Linked DNA regions of Homo sapiens: region 1 is linked to region 2. Evidence: chromatin contacts called from ENCODE Hi-C data. All regions are on one chromosome and are shown on one strand. The core of a region is the stretch at or near the end of the contact, and the rest is flanking DNA. Distances in the headings are between cores, read along the strand shown. Region 1 overlaps LDLRAD4 (low density lipoprotein receptor class A domain containing 4). Region 2 holds the start of C18orf15 (chromosome 18 putative open reading frame 15).

Region 1 (7,451 bases), core at 1,322-3,821, 310 kb before region 2:
CTGGATGTCTGTCTCCTCCAAATCTCATGTGAAATGAGATCCTCTGTGTTGGAAGTGGGGCCTAGTGGGGGGTGTCTGGGTCATGCAGTGGGTCCCTCGTGGCTTGGTGCCCTCCCTGCAGTAATGAGCTCACAGGATATCTGGTTATTAAAGCTACTGGAACCTCCCTGTCACCCTCTTGCTCCCCATCCTGCCATGTGACACACTGGCTCCCCTTTGCCTTATGCCATGAGTGGAAGCTTCCTGAGGCCTCCCCAGAAACAGATGCTGGCACCATACTTCTTGTACAGCCTGCAGAACCATGAGCCCAATAAACCTCTTTTCTTTATAAATTACCCAACCTCAGGTATTCCTTTGTAGCAGTGCAAAAAGAACGAACACCTGCTCACTTGATAGGCCCATATTCATGGCAGGTCAGGGTCTTCTCAGCCCATGTCTGCAACTGGTTTCCCCCAAATTCCCTCTGTTTCTCTCCCTGGCAGAGGACCCTCCTCTGTCCCTGTTGGCCGCCCTCCTACCCCACCATGGCACACTCTGTGATGCCATCCTGTCTGCTCAGTAACTCCCCCCAGTTCTACGGAGTTTTGGCTACTCTTCATCTATCCTGTCTTTTCTCTCTTTCTGCAAACCAGAGCTCTCAGAGTACCTCCTTGCTCTCAGCTTTATCACACGTGCCCTGGGACAGCCGAGGCCTCGGCAGCCTGGCAGGATTCACTCTTTGCTCTGTGTCAACAAGCAGTTCTGGCCCACAAGCATGGGCCAAATGAGCCTGTGCACAGACTAAAAACAAAACAGATCCTCGGTAGGACACACAACAGGAGCACTTAATCAAGATGTCTCTACAAGGTGGCCCTGATAGGAAGGTCAGCACAGCTGTCCCAGGGTTGTGGGGGACCCTCGCTGCTGCTCTGTCGGAAAGGCCCCCACATTGCTGAGGGTGGGAAGAAAGAGGGTTGCTGTTGGCACCCGATGACACTATTTTGCTCGTGGCCGTTGGAGGTGAAGTCAAACAGTGGGTCCTGAGGCGAGTTAGGAAGTGGCACTGGCCGTAGGGGTGTAATTTAGAGATGCATAGAAAATTGCTGGGGAGGCACACGGAAGATAAGAAGGGCCCAGTGCTCTGCTATCCCCCAGAGGCAGAGGTCAAGCCCCTGGGCTGGGTGATGAGAATGAGCACAGAGGGGGCATGACTGGAGGGTGGTGTGGCCAGCCATCTCTGCCCACGGTGACAGCATCTGTACTCATAGGAGGGGGCCCAAGGGAGGCAAAGAATGGGACATCCCAAACAGAAGTCGGCCCTGCCTGCTCGCAGAGGAAGGGACTTGGAGCCAGGTTCTGGACACCACTCACAGCGGGACTCGGACTTGGAGTCTCGCTCTTCCCAGGCTCTCTCCACCGCCCCTAGATCTGGATGGCCGGAGGGCTGTCAGCCAGGCCCCTCTCATCTTCCTCGGCTTACGTTTTGGCAGGGGCCAGCTCCCAAGGCTGCCATTTCCTAAACCCACTGTGGAAGGCTGCTCGGCGGGACTCATCGTCTTGATGGCATCAACATCGCCAGCACTCATGCCTTGAGCCTTCCTCCTGGCCGTCCTCAGGGACGCCTTCTCATTCTCACAGCATGTGTTTATGATGTAAGCCGTCCAGACACCCTCTAGCCCCTCGAGCTTTGACTTATTCCGAGCCCTCTGCAGCTCCCAGTATTACGTCTCTCCACAGACCCATGACAGGTTCAAGAATTTTGTTTTCATCCATCATAATTTGCGTAACACCAACCAGTTGAAGGTTTTTTTCCTATGCTAGCTTTCCCTCCACAGAAATGAAACAATTCTGTGAATGAAACCATTTGCCTATTACATGTGAAGTGTGTGTCTGTCAGCTCAGGGCTCTGTGTTTTTATATTCCTCATGAAGCTGCCCCTTATTCTCCCTCCAAGACCACTATAACATTTTGGTGGAACCCTTTTCCATGATAGAACTTACATTGTCATGTTGTGGTAATCTGTTTTCAAGTCTTATGTTAAGTAGATAGTAAGCCCATTGCCCCCTTGTAGACAGCAACTGTGTCTGCTTTCTTCCTGTGTGGGCACGTGGCCAATGCTCCAAGAAAGAAAAACGTTGCTGGATTAAAATATGCTAGTCGGATGATGGCAGCAGTTCAGAAGAATCCACGAGGCAGAATTATCATCTCCATTATACAGAAGAAATGCAGCTCAGAGAAATGAAGACTCTTGCCCAAGTTTCCCTGGCTTCTAAAGCGGTGGTGCCTGAATTTGAACCTAGTTCTGTTTGATGGCAAAATTGCCTTCTTGACCTGTCTGCTGCTGGCTTCCCCAGAAAAAACAAGGAAGCAAGACAACCAAATGCCAGAAGCTTTAAAATTGGACAGACTAAAATAAGGCTGCCCCAGCTGCATAGGGTGCTGCTGGTCTACGGCACACATGGTCCAGCCAGGGCTAATTTTAACTCTTTGTCTGTTCTCTAAGTTTCCTCCCTCTTCCAGCAGAACCCACTGTCCTCTGCTCTTGGTAGCCACGGCCTTTCTATGTTTCACGCTCACAGCTCAGACACTCAGATTCAGTTCCCTTTTTCAGACAATGTTAAAACACAATTATAGATCTGTTCTCCCATTAAAATGCCTCCGTGAATAAAATAAACTGAACAGAACCGTCTGGTCTTCCTGGGCCCTTTCCCAGAAGCACCTGATGGACATCCCCAGTACCTTCCATGGGCAGCACCCCAGCTGGGGACCATGGCAGCTCCACTATCCAGCGTGATTCCTCATCCTTGCACAATCTCACTGTTTCTGAGAAATGAAGACAGCTGTTTTCATTATGGTTTTAGCCTAAACAAAACTCCAACTTCTTATTAAGAATGTTTAATAAAATCAACAGGGCATTTAAACTGCCAGCAGGGAGCTTGGCAAATTACATGCTGGCATGGTGCCTCCCTCTGTGTCTGGATGCAAATATTTCTCATCTTTACACAGCTTTTCTGAAACATCATAATGCCATCTCAACCAGCCCACCCCCACACCACATGCAACTATGACTTTGTGAGGCACACACCAGCATCCATTTGTGACAAAAGCGAAATGCAACTCCCTGTAGAATCAGCTAGGCTAAGTAGCTGTTTGCTTTTGGGGAGCTGAATATTCAAGAAGTTGCTTTAGGACTCATGAAATAATTAATAGATTCCCCATCTTGAGATGGTAAAATGAAAAAAGTATTCCTTGCATTATCCCATCTCATATTTATTAGGTACAAATGATGGCAGCAATGGCCTGTCTAGAATGGCCGCTGCCATGATGCTGGCTGCAGCAGGGGAGGCATGGGTGGGGCCGTGTGCTCCCTGGAGCAGGCAGGAGCCAGGAACAGGTGGGAGCCCTAACCCTTTCCAAGTTGGTGGGGCAGGAGCCCCACTCTCCCAGGCATAGCTGCAGCCCCCCAGCCACAGCTGTGGACATGGGCATCCCTGCACCCCTGGACTCTTGGAGGCCCAGAAACCACCCCGTGCCCCAGCAGGCTTGGAAGTGCCTGCTCCCACTGCCTGGCCTCTCCCCACTCCCAGCACCCACTCCAATTTTGAAGCAAACTTGTGGCTGAGCCCAGGCACTATTACGACCTGACCAGGTGTGCACATACTTGGAGTGGCACTGACATCCCAGCCCCTTGCCCTTGGCCCCTTCTGGACTTTGGGTGCCAACAAGCAGGGGAAGGAGGCCAAGGGGGTGCTGAAAGTGGCTCAGCCTGGGCTTGCAGGCACCCCTTGGCACCAACAGCCTGGGCGCCATGAATGCCATGAACAGCAGCAGGAGGCAGACAGGCTCCTGGGTGGAAAGGGGCAGGTCCCTGGTGACTAACCCCACCTTCTGGCCAGAGTGAGAACTTACGGTGCTTTTTCCAGGCCTGCCAATGGCTGCCTATGGACCAATCAGCATCTACTTCCTCCCTTCTGAAGCCCATAAAACCCCCCAGACTCAGCCAGACTCAGGCAGATGACAAGATGACCTGCCTGCAGAGAGGAGCCACCCACTCTGGGTCTCCTCTCTGCTGAGAGCTGCATTTGTCAGAATGACCTGCCTGTGGATAGGAGCTACCCACCTCGGGACTCATGAGAACTATACTGTCACTCAATAAAGCACCTCTTTGACTTGCTCACCCTCCAGTTGTCTGGGTACCTCGTTCTTCTGGATGCAGGACAAGAACTCAGGACCTACTGAATGGTGGGACTGAAAGAGCTGTAACACAAACAGGCCTGAAACACACCCTCCTGCTTGCCATGTTGTGGGTGACAAGAAGGAGAGAAGAGAGAATGAGAGAAAAGCTGCAGCCCTTTGGGGAGCCCAGACATAGGAGGAGCTCCCTGAGCCAGGGCTGTGACACCCTCTTTGGGGCTCTGCACTTCCTAGCATTTCCAAACTTCTGGGCACCACCATCTTCCCCGGTGTCCACAGTGGAAGCCGCTTGTGGTATGCCTGGTCCAGCCACAGCAAGGAGCTGCCCACCCCATTGCAGACAGCATGCCTGGCCATGTACAGTGGCCACACTCCACGCTCACTCACTCATGCACCCCTCGCCACTCTGCACCTGGCTCGCCCTTGACAGGTGTGGGATCTGGGCCAGGACTGAAAGCCAAGTGCAGCCTGCCAGGTCGAGTGGGCAGAACGAGCCCAGTGGGCCTGAGCAAAACTCAGTCAAAGGTGCCACCGGCTACAAGGTTTCCAGCGGGTGAAGCAACACCCTAAGGATCCTGTGACACTGATACAGCAGACGCACAAAGTTAGACACTGGTGGATCATCTAACAAGTTTAAGACATTGTTTTTACTCTCAAGTAGCTTGTGCAGAAAGTTAATTTTTCAAATAGTTTTAGCTTTCAAAGAAGCCCAGAATCTGTGACTGTAACTTTAAAATCACTGGACCCTAATGGATGCTACTCGAGTAAATGACGAAGTGGTACATTTTCTTCCTTCCTACCTCAAAGGATGACTTAATGGAAATAAAGTCAGTAACAGAAAGCAGGTTAACAAAGGAAGACAGATGCACAATTCTCACTGGCACAAGAGCTCTACTTGTCAACATCGGGGCCCACTGCAATCTTATCTAGCATCAATAAATTTCAAGATGGCAAAAATTACAACAGCTGCGCAGTGTCACCTCACCAGCCAAAATGTCAAATGTTCTCATCTCAAGTGTTGTAAATGAAAAAGAAGGGGACTCCTCTGTCAAGGGAGATCAGTGAAACCCCCTCTCCAAGCCAACTGGCTTTCTGTGTGGCTATTTCATAACCTAACAGAGACACTGCCTTTCTGTGCCGCTTCATCATCTGGCAAGCCCCTCACTGATGTCAGCGACAGAATCCTCAGAGATCACCGCTTTCTCTAAGCTGAGAAAGTGGGGATGGCGGATGGGGGAACCACGTGCCCGACAGCATCAGGCCTAATGAGCTTGCATGAAGTTCCCTGCACACACGGACTACTTTTGTGCCAGGGTACTGAGTAATTCCACCAGTGTTATTCAGTGACATCACATGGCAGTAGTGTGTGGTATTTAAAAAAAAAACCACCCAGGCTGGGTAACATAGCAAGACCCTGTCTCTACAAAAAATGCAAAAATTAGCCAGGCATGGTGGTGCACACCTGTAGTCCCAGGTACTCAGGAGGCTGAGGCAGGAGAATCGCTTGAGCCTGGGAATTTGAGGCTGCTATGAGCTATGATTGCACCACTGCACTCCAGCCTGGGCAACAGGGCAAGACTCTGTCAGGCAAGCAAGAGGGGAGGGGGGAGGGGAGGCCATCTTCAATCTTTTATTGTTGAGCCACTTCAGTTAGACAAATTACTCCCGAGCAGCAGTTAGTGGTGGAGTTGGCCTGCTGGTTCCCCGGCAGAGCTGCTTCACTGAACTCCCCTCCCTTACCCCTTGACCTTCCACTTGATGAGTGACAGCCATTGGGTCCAGGCTGAATGCACCCATCTCTCCATCTGTGAACATAAACCCAGTCCCCTGCCTCAACTGTTGTTGACTTTTACCACCCACTCCCCACCAAGCAGGGGCTAAACCATCTGCCCTAATCCCGAACAGCCTCAGGCTCTCACTTCACAGGTAGGGAACTTAGGTCCAGAGGGGGAAGGTAATGGGCCTGTGATCCCACAGTTATGAACACTGCATCCCGACCCTATCCTTCACTGCTGCTGCTAAGAAACTCCCTCTTGGCTTAGGATTGAGGACAGCTCTGTGACTATGACTTCCCAAATGAAGCCCACTGACTCTCACCTGTTGGGTCCTTCCCAGCCTCCATCCTGCCCCATTGGCTTTCCCTGACTTTTGAGCTGTGGTTACATGTTCCACCCCTGGAAGGCTCCACCCCACTGTGACCTGTGCACAGCAGGCACTGAGTATGCTTGGTGTCATAAATTAGCTTGCTTGGCTCCATAACATCTCCTGTCTCTTTCCTGCCCCGCCAGTTTCCCACCCTCCTCAGTTCCCGCAGCTTGTTTGCAGCTAAGAAACCGCACTGCTCATGGCCGGCTGCTAGAAGAAGGTGTGTGTGTGGAAGAGTAACCAGAGCTACTGCTGGCCTCAGCACAGGACTCCATAAAGGAGAAAGCCATTAGTGGATCCCAGCAGGACAAGACAAGATGACACAGGATGATTCTCTCGCTGGTCAATGGAGGGCCATTGAATTGGTCTTAATCTGCAAACTTCATATTTGATCATTTTCATGTTTTCCCACACTTTAACTAAGGGCTCACCATACATTTTGGTGTTGCCAAAAGGATTCGTTGATATATAACTTGGACATAAAGATCAGAGTCCCCGAGGAGTCCCCTTTGCTTCCCTAGAGTTCTCCAGTTCCAGGCGTCTGCCCTGAACGTGCGCAGCTCAATGATGTGGTCAAAGAGGCTGGGGCTCGGGGAGCAAGATCAAAAACACGCAGCCCTTCAGAGTCCTGGAGCCATCTTCCCAGGTACTCCATCAGCAGCATCCCAGAGATCCCCTGCAATCAGCTGGGCCATCAAGAGGAGGCCACTAACACCACCCCACTCTCTCAGCTGAGGACCTTCTGGGGAGCACCACTGGATAAGGCTAGATTGCGTGGCCGTTAAAACTTTGGGACTGACTTCACACAGTGGATGTTTACATTCTAAGAAAGTTTAATGTATGTTTTCTCTAATAATACTTTCAATTATAAAAGTAATACTTGTTCATTTTAGAAAATTTGGAAAATAAAAGGAGCACATTAAAAAAAAAAAAAAAAAAAAAAGACAAACCATCACCTGCCATGACGTCTAACCTTCTGATGTGCTCCAGGGAGTTGGACCCTTTTTCCTGGCGGCAGCTGAAACGGTTGGACCTAGCCTCTCCTTGGTCTGTGCAAAATCACTATTATAAAGATGGCTTCTGTCTGTCCTCTGAAAGGTGACGGGTGTGTTCGGACTTTAGCTTCACTGTCA
Region 2 (6,968 bases), core at 4,248-6,747:
AGGCAGATGACATGCTCCCCAGGAACCTCATGTGCAGAGGAAGCAGTGCCTCACGGAATTGCAGGGGCCACAGACGGACCAGATGATTCTGCGCTCTTGCTTGTTTGTTTCTCCCAGAGTACCTAACAAAATTGCTAATGAGGCATATGATGCATGCTTTCTAAATATTTATTAAATTTAACTTTAAAATGAACACTCCCACCTGTCCATGAAGACAGCAAATCTCAACCATGAGGTCAATCCACAAGCTCTGCCAAAAGCTCAAATTCCACACAGAACATTCAGAAGTAAGACCTGCTGTGTGTGTGGATATGGATGTGCTGTGACAGGGTGTGTCTTGGGGGAAGAGGGAAGGAGAGGCCTAAGCTTTTGATGGCAACACTTGCAGGTGTAAACGTAAATGACTACAATATTAACCACAATACAACCCACATGGGTCAATAAAGATGTTTAAAGATTTCAAGGATTCATTCGTAATTATAATAACAAAAAGAGAGACGTAGGTAGGTAACAGAGAAAACTTGGGGCCTTTACCCTAACATTTTATATTTATGTTTGGCAATTAACTTTAATAACTGACAGATCAATAGGAAGGTTGATGGTGGAGGATGGGCAGGATGAATGGATGTGCAGATGAATGAGTAGATCAGTGGGTGGATGTTAGGACAGATGGGTGGATGAATGGATGGGTGGGTAGGTGGATTCGTGGGTTGGATGGGTGGATGAATGGGTGCATGAATGGATGAATAGATGGATGGGTGGGTAGATGGATGGATAGAAGAATGAGTGGGTGAGTGGACAGGAGGTAGATGGATTAATGGATGGGTAGGTGGATGGATGGATGAATGGATGGTGGATTGGTGAGTGGATGAATGGATGGATAGAGGAAAGAATGGGTGGGTGGGTGGGTGGGTGAGTTCATGGTGGATAGATGAATGGATGGATGGGTAGATGGTGGTTGGGGAGATGATGGATGGATGGAGGAATGGGTGGATGGGTATATGGATGGATGGGTAAATGGATAGATGGATGTGTGGGTGCATGAGTGGGTGGGTGGGTGGGTGGATGGATGGATGAATGGATGGATGGGTGGGTGGGTGGATGGATAGAGAAATGGGTGCATAGGTGCATGGATGGATGGAGAGATGAATGAGTGGGTGGGCGGGTGGATGTGTGGGTGGGTGAGTGAGTACATGGTGGATAGATGGATGGGTGGATGGGTAGGTGGTAGCTGGGGAGATGATAGATGGATGGGTAGACGGATGGATGGGTAAATTGATGGATGGATGTGCGGGTGCATGGGTGGGTCGCTGGGTGGGTGGATGGGTGGATGGGTAGGTGGTGGCTGGGGAGATGATAGATGGATGGGTAGACGGATGGATGGGTAAATCGATGGATGAATGTGCGGGTGCGTGGGTGGCTGGATGGTGGATGGATGGGTGGGTGGATGGATAGAGGAATGGGTGGGTAGGTGCATGGATGGATGGACAGATGAATGAGTGGATGGATGGATGATGGATGGGTGGGTGAATGGATAGAGGAACGGGTGGGTAGGTGCACGGATGGAAGGACAGATGAACGAGTGGGTGGCTGGGTGGGTGTACAGGTGGCTAGATGGATGGATAGGTGGGTGGGTGGATGGGTGGATGCTGATATAAAGTTTCAAATGCTGTTCCCACATTTTGTCTCATTAATCCTCCTCATAGGTTGAGAGATATTCCAGTGTCCACTCTACAGAAGTTAGTGACGTGCCCAAGGCTAAGAGCTGGAAGTGGAAGAGGCCGGGGACAACTCAGCTCCTTGGCTCTCACCTCCAAGGGGCCCTGCCTCCCACACCATGCTGCCCATGGAAAGGTGGCCTACTCCCTTGGAAAGTCCAGCTGTAAAACACTCCCAAAGAAAACATGGCCTGACTGGAAAACTAAGATCAGCTGGAGTCAGACATAAAGCCTTTAAGTGCTTCCAGCATACAAAACAGCCCCAAGACACTCAGCTGCTGCAGAACTGAGATGTGGAAATGAAGGCACAGGGGCAGAGCAGGCGCCAGGCGCAGAGCAGGCCGGCAGGGAGAAGAGCACCCAGCCCGGGAAAGCTCCTGCCAGCACAGATGGATGGGTGGATGGGTAGGTGGATAAGCCCACTGTGTAACAGCTGAAACCCAAGTCGAACAGCTGGGGTCAGAGCTGCCTGAAAGGCCAAAGCTGTTGGATAAGATTTAAATAAACTACTTCAAAATTACCTTTATTAGAGTTAAGTAAAACAGTACATCTAATGGGTACAATGTACCCTATTGACGTGATGGTTACACTAAAAGCCAAGACTTCACCACAAGGCAATATATCCATATAACAAAACTGCACTTGTACCCCATAAATCTATTTTTTTAATTTTTTAATTAAAAAATAACAATGCAGAGTGGCTTGCAAAAAAAATACCACATTTGCATTTAGTTCTTATTTCTTTTTCTATATACTATACAGACTACATGGGATTTTAAAGGGTAAAATATTACCAACCTCTTTACTATTGTTCTAAAAATCTATCATTAGTAAGTGTGTGAAAGTGGTTTTTCCATATCAAAGTGAAGTCCACGAAGGTCTTGCCTGCCTTACCTTAGTTGGATTCCACTAATCACCCGATCACCCCGGCCACAGCTCCAGGCCTGAAACCAAAGTACCAGCAGGAATTAAACAACCTCTTCAAAGAGCTTCCTAAAATCTTAACCTTTAATTGGAAAATGCAGATGATCAAATCAAGCACTGACGTGACCGGGTAAAACTTGAAATACTGGAATCCTAGACAAAATTGTTTTGATGAATTTCCTGCAGACGTGAAAACAAGCGATTCCAGTAGGTCAACAAGTCAGAAGCACGTTCTTGGTTTAATGAAGCTCTGTTAAACTATTTTCTCTTTTTCCTAGAACCCCGATCTTTTGTTATTGTTTTCAGATGATGTGTGTGTTTGTTTGTGGCTGGCTTCACATCACCCTGGAGGGTTCATAAAGATAGGCCACGAAGCCCCGTGCTTGTAGACACACACCCCGACGGACACTGGCCTCGCGTGATGACGCGTGTGAGAAACCCGCCCCAGTTTGACCTCTGCAGTACATAAGGGTCTGTGGGACGTGAACCCCACGACATTTATTTTTAATCACAGTAAAAGATGTAAGATGCACGAGACAACATGACAGTCATCTTTGCAATCCCGGTCTCCAGCAGGAGTAATTACGGCGCAGGACCCATTTCACGCATGTCCCTGTGAAAGCAGGATCCAGGCTGTTCAGCGGGGAGGGGACCGCGGGGACAGAGGAGGATTCTCTACTGACGGCAGAGCGCCCTGCAGCAGGAGGCTGGGACAGTCACCCCTACATTGCCAGCGGTCAGTCAGGAGGAGGAGCTGGAAGGCTGACCCTGGAGTCTCAGCAATACCGGCTTTCAGCAGGAGGCCCAGCCTTCACCTGCTGCTCTCTCTGCCCCTGCATCCGTCCCTCAGGCACGCCCTCAGTCCTACCACACTGACTCCCACATAGCCTGGGTTTTGCTGTCTACCTTGAGGCAGGATCACTGCTCCATTTCAATCCTCAGCGTATCAAGACATTGTGTACAGAGTAGTGATGAGCGGGAGACCCGCTGCAGCACCCGGGAGGCTACCCTGGAAGCCTCCGGAATGAACTTCCGCATGTATACACACAGCGAAAGCACACAGCAGACGCCGGGGCCAGCATGGAACTCGACACTGGTTTGGGTCTTTATAAACCAGCGCCCTGTGAGGTGCCATGTGAGGTGTCCAACAGACACAAATAAAGCCCGCCTTGGCCTGGCGCAGTGGCTCATGCCTGTAATCCCAGCATTTCGGGAGGCCGAGGCAGGTGGATCACTTGAGGTCAGGAGTTCCAGACCAGCCTGACCAACATGGAGAAGCCCCGTCTCTACTAAAAATACAAAATTGGCCGGGTAGTGGCACATGCCTGTAATCCCAGCTAATCAGGAGGCCGAGGCAGGAGAATCGCTTGAACCCGGGAGGCAGACGTTGCAGTGAGCTGAGATTGCACCATTGCACTCCAGCGTGGGCAACAAGAGTGAAACTCCATCTCAAAAAAAAAAGAAAAGAAAAGAAAAGAAAAAAAAAGCCCGCCTCGAGTAGGGCCAATTCTCTCTCAGGCAAAAATCGTGAGATTAGACCACAATCTGTTGTCATCCCTCCAAAGCTGCCGTCTCATTTAAATATCCTCTCATCTGGCAGTCACTGAAGACCTACTATGTGCTAGGCGCTCTGGAGGGCAGCTGGAATATCAAAGTAAACAGGGGAGTCCCTGATCACTGAGTTCCTGGTCCATGAGGAGAACAGATGCCTGCACAGTCCATTAGAAAATAACGGTGCGCACGCATACATGCGCATGCACACATGCACACAAGCACACACATGCACACATATACACAAGCACACACATGCACACACACGCACATGCATGCACACATGCACACTACAGTCAAACTCTGAGGATGCACAGGGCAGCACGGACCTCTAGCCCAGGTGCTGACGCTGTCTTGGAGCACCTCAAGGCCGAGGGAGGCTGAAGCAGCACCTCCCAGGCCAAAGAACCCACAGGATGGCCATGTGAGAGGCAAGAAAGGGCCCAGGGGAGGCTGTGAGCATATGTGGGGGAGGCGGTGTGAAAGCCTTTTTCCGCTTCCCTGCCACCAGCTCACGGGGACATCGGGGCTCTGGGCCTGCGGCCTCAGAGCTCCTTTGGGGCCAAGGGCTGAGCTTTCAGCAAGTTGACCCTGCAAGACTAGGGAAGCCTCAGGCTGCTCTGTTGGAAGGTGAATGTGTGACTCTTTCAAAGCACCCTGACCCTGCATGTGCCCATCTCCATCACCGAAGTAGGTCTGGAGTCGGGTCTTTCAGAATGCTGGCCTAGTTATTTAACTAATGTGCAATGAGTTTCTATGTCCAAGGCCATCCAAAACATGGCAAAGCTAAATAAATATGTATACACTTAGGAAATCCCTTCCTTGGCCAAACAGGAACAGGGACCCTACAACTGGCATGAGGAGAGTTGCACGGGCCAGCATGCTGCCAGGAGGTCCCCAGAAGTACCCATGGCAAACCAAACAAACAGCAGTCAGGAACTGGGTAAAGGTTGGCTGCAGCACAAACAGCTACAGTCGCAGCCTTTGGCTCCATGGCATCTCATGGCTGGTACAGCCTGCGTGGCCCAGGCCACCATGGAGCAAACCCCACGGGCCACAGCTGGAGGTTTGCCAGCCGGCAACTTGGGGCTCCACTCTTTCCAGGCCCGCCAAGGACAGCCAGGGCATCTGCGTCTGGTCCCCAGTCCACACTGTGACTGGTGCAGGCATTACAAGAAAGTGGAACAGTGAGTGAATGAGCGCAGCTGTTCTGAGCCTACTGAAGGTCTCTCCAGCCGGATGGCTGGCCCAAGCCCCCTCTGGACAACTGCTACTTTCATTTGCTCTAAGACTGTATGATCATTAATACCTGTAATTCATTCTGACTAATCAAAATTCATCCTGGTTAATTCACTAGCTAATTAGAATTTAAAAGAGTGCCACAGCCATTCAGGCAAGCTCATTTAGGAGCTATTGAAATCCTCACACAAGACGTAGGTGAAAAGGGAGAGGGAGTCTGTTTAAACTTCTAAGTGGCCCCTGCACTCCCCTTTGTTCCCTCAAATCCCTGAGCTCAGCAGGCTAATCTCACTGGATTAGCTGCATTAACATTTCCAGTGTCCTCTCCCTAACGCCAGGCCCCTCCAACCGCAGGCTTCATGGGTCACAAATGTTCTCTCGAGCCCGCAGTTACAAGCAGCAATTTTTTTTTTTTTTTTTTGAGACAGAGTCTTGCTCTGTGGCCCAGGCTGGAGTACAGTGGTGTGATCTCAGCTCACTGCAACCTCTGCCTCCCAGATTCAAGCAATTATCCTGCCTCAGCCCCCTGAGTAGCTGGGATTACAGGTGTGCGCCACCACGCCCAGCTAATTTTTCTTATTTTTAGTAGAGACAGGGTTTCACCATGTTGGCCAGGCTGGTCTCGAACTCCTGACCTCAGGTGATCCGCCCACCTCAGCCTCCCAAGTGCTGGGATTGCAGACATGAGCCACCCGCCTGGCCTTACAAGCAGCAATCTTAATGTCCCCTCTCCCACCAGAACCTCGGCAGGAACAGGGGCTAGGGCTGTTGAGTAGGAGCAGGAGGCATCTCAGTGAGCTCCCTGGGAACGTGACATTATAAAATCACATTTCCACACAGAAACACAGGCGTAGTCACCACCCGGGAGAGGCTGCCTATGTGTAGGCCCCTCCCAGGTATTGAGTCTCTCCAGGATCCTAAAAGTAACCCAGATTTGGTGCAAACCTCACAGAGATGTGAACCCAGGCTGGCAGGACTCTGCAGTCCACGCCCTCTGGCCTGCACCACACCACCCCTCAGTTCTGTGGGTGCTGAGTCCCACATCTGCACGTTCTCCCACCTGCTCTCCAAAATAACCCAGCTTATTACAGAAAGAGCACAGAGTAGATGTAAAAAGTCTTCCTTTTGTGTGAACACTGACAGCCCAAATAAAGAAGGCATCAGGTGCATCCAACAGTGCTTCAAGACACTGATCAATCATAAAATATTGCGTGGCACAGGCACCTCTAATATCCTTCCAGTTGAGCAAAAAATCTATCAACAAGAGGCAATGCATGAAGGGGACCAGCCCAACAGCAGAATGTTTTTAAGAGGGGGCTCCTTCTCGTTTTACAATAAACCACGACCAGTCATCGAGCAATCTGTCTCCAGTTCCAATACTGGAAAATAAGGAAGAGAAATCCTGGGTTCATGCTTAGATGGCTCTGTGATCTCATGCCCTCCAGACTTGGGAAAGGCAGATATTCTGGCACCTGCTGTTAGTTTACAGTTCCCAATAGTTCCTGGGGTTTTAGGTGGATTTTCAGAGCAAGCTTG

Evidence for each region. A loop is a pair of places that touch in the nucleus more often than their neighbours do. Pooled maps may share reads with other maps.
Region 1: a pooled map shows a loop between it and region 2 (2.1-fold over the local background). The contact joins the enhancer-like site here to the promoter of C18orf15 in region 2. A Hi-C loop is called at or near these places in 5 of 168 maps with a recorded cell type or tissue (HepG2, gastrocnemius medialis, left colon and 2 more) and 5 of 50 pooled maps.

Annotation. Positions count from the first base shown.
Region 1 is chr18:13,544,696-13,552,146 of GRCh38, reverse strand. All of the region lies in intron 4 of LDLRAD4 (low density lipoprotein receptor class A domain containing 4), which reads right to left. Among named protein-coding and RNA genes, the nearest start is that of MIR4526, 63 kb to the left of the region's middle. RefSeq lists enhancers at 1,388-1,889, 3,153-4,102. Within about 2 kb of position 2,571, at least 10 of the 41 ENCODE cell types and tissues checked have a DNase peak (open chromatin) inside an H3K27ac peak, as active enhancers do; they include prostate gland and sigmoid colon, where a contact is called at or near this core.
Region 2 is chr18:13,238,072-13,245,039 of GRCh38, reverse strand. It overlaps C18orf15 (chromosome 18 putative open reading frame 15), which reads right to left and starts at 5,497. Exons shown (of 1, transcript NR_146617.1): 1 at 2,964-5,497. The region is part of intron 1 of LDLRAD4 (low density lipoprotein receptor class A domain containing 4); the gene reads right to left. RefSeq lists an enhancer at 4,718-5,352.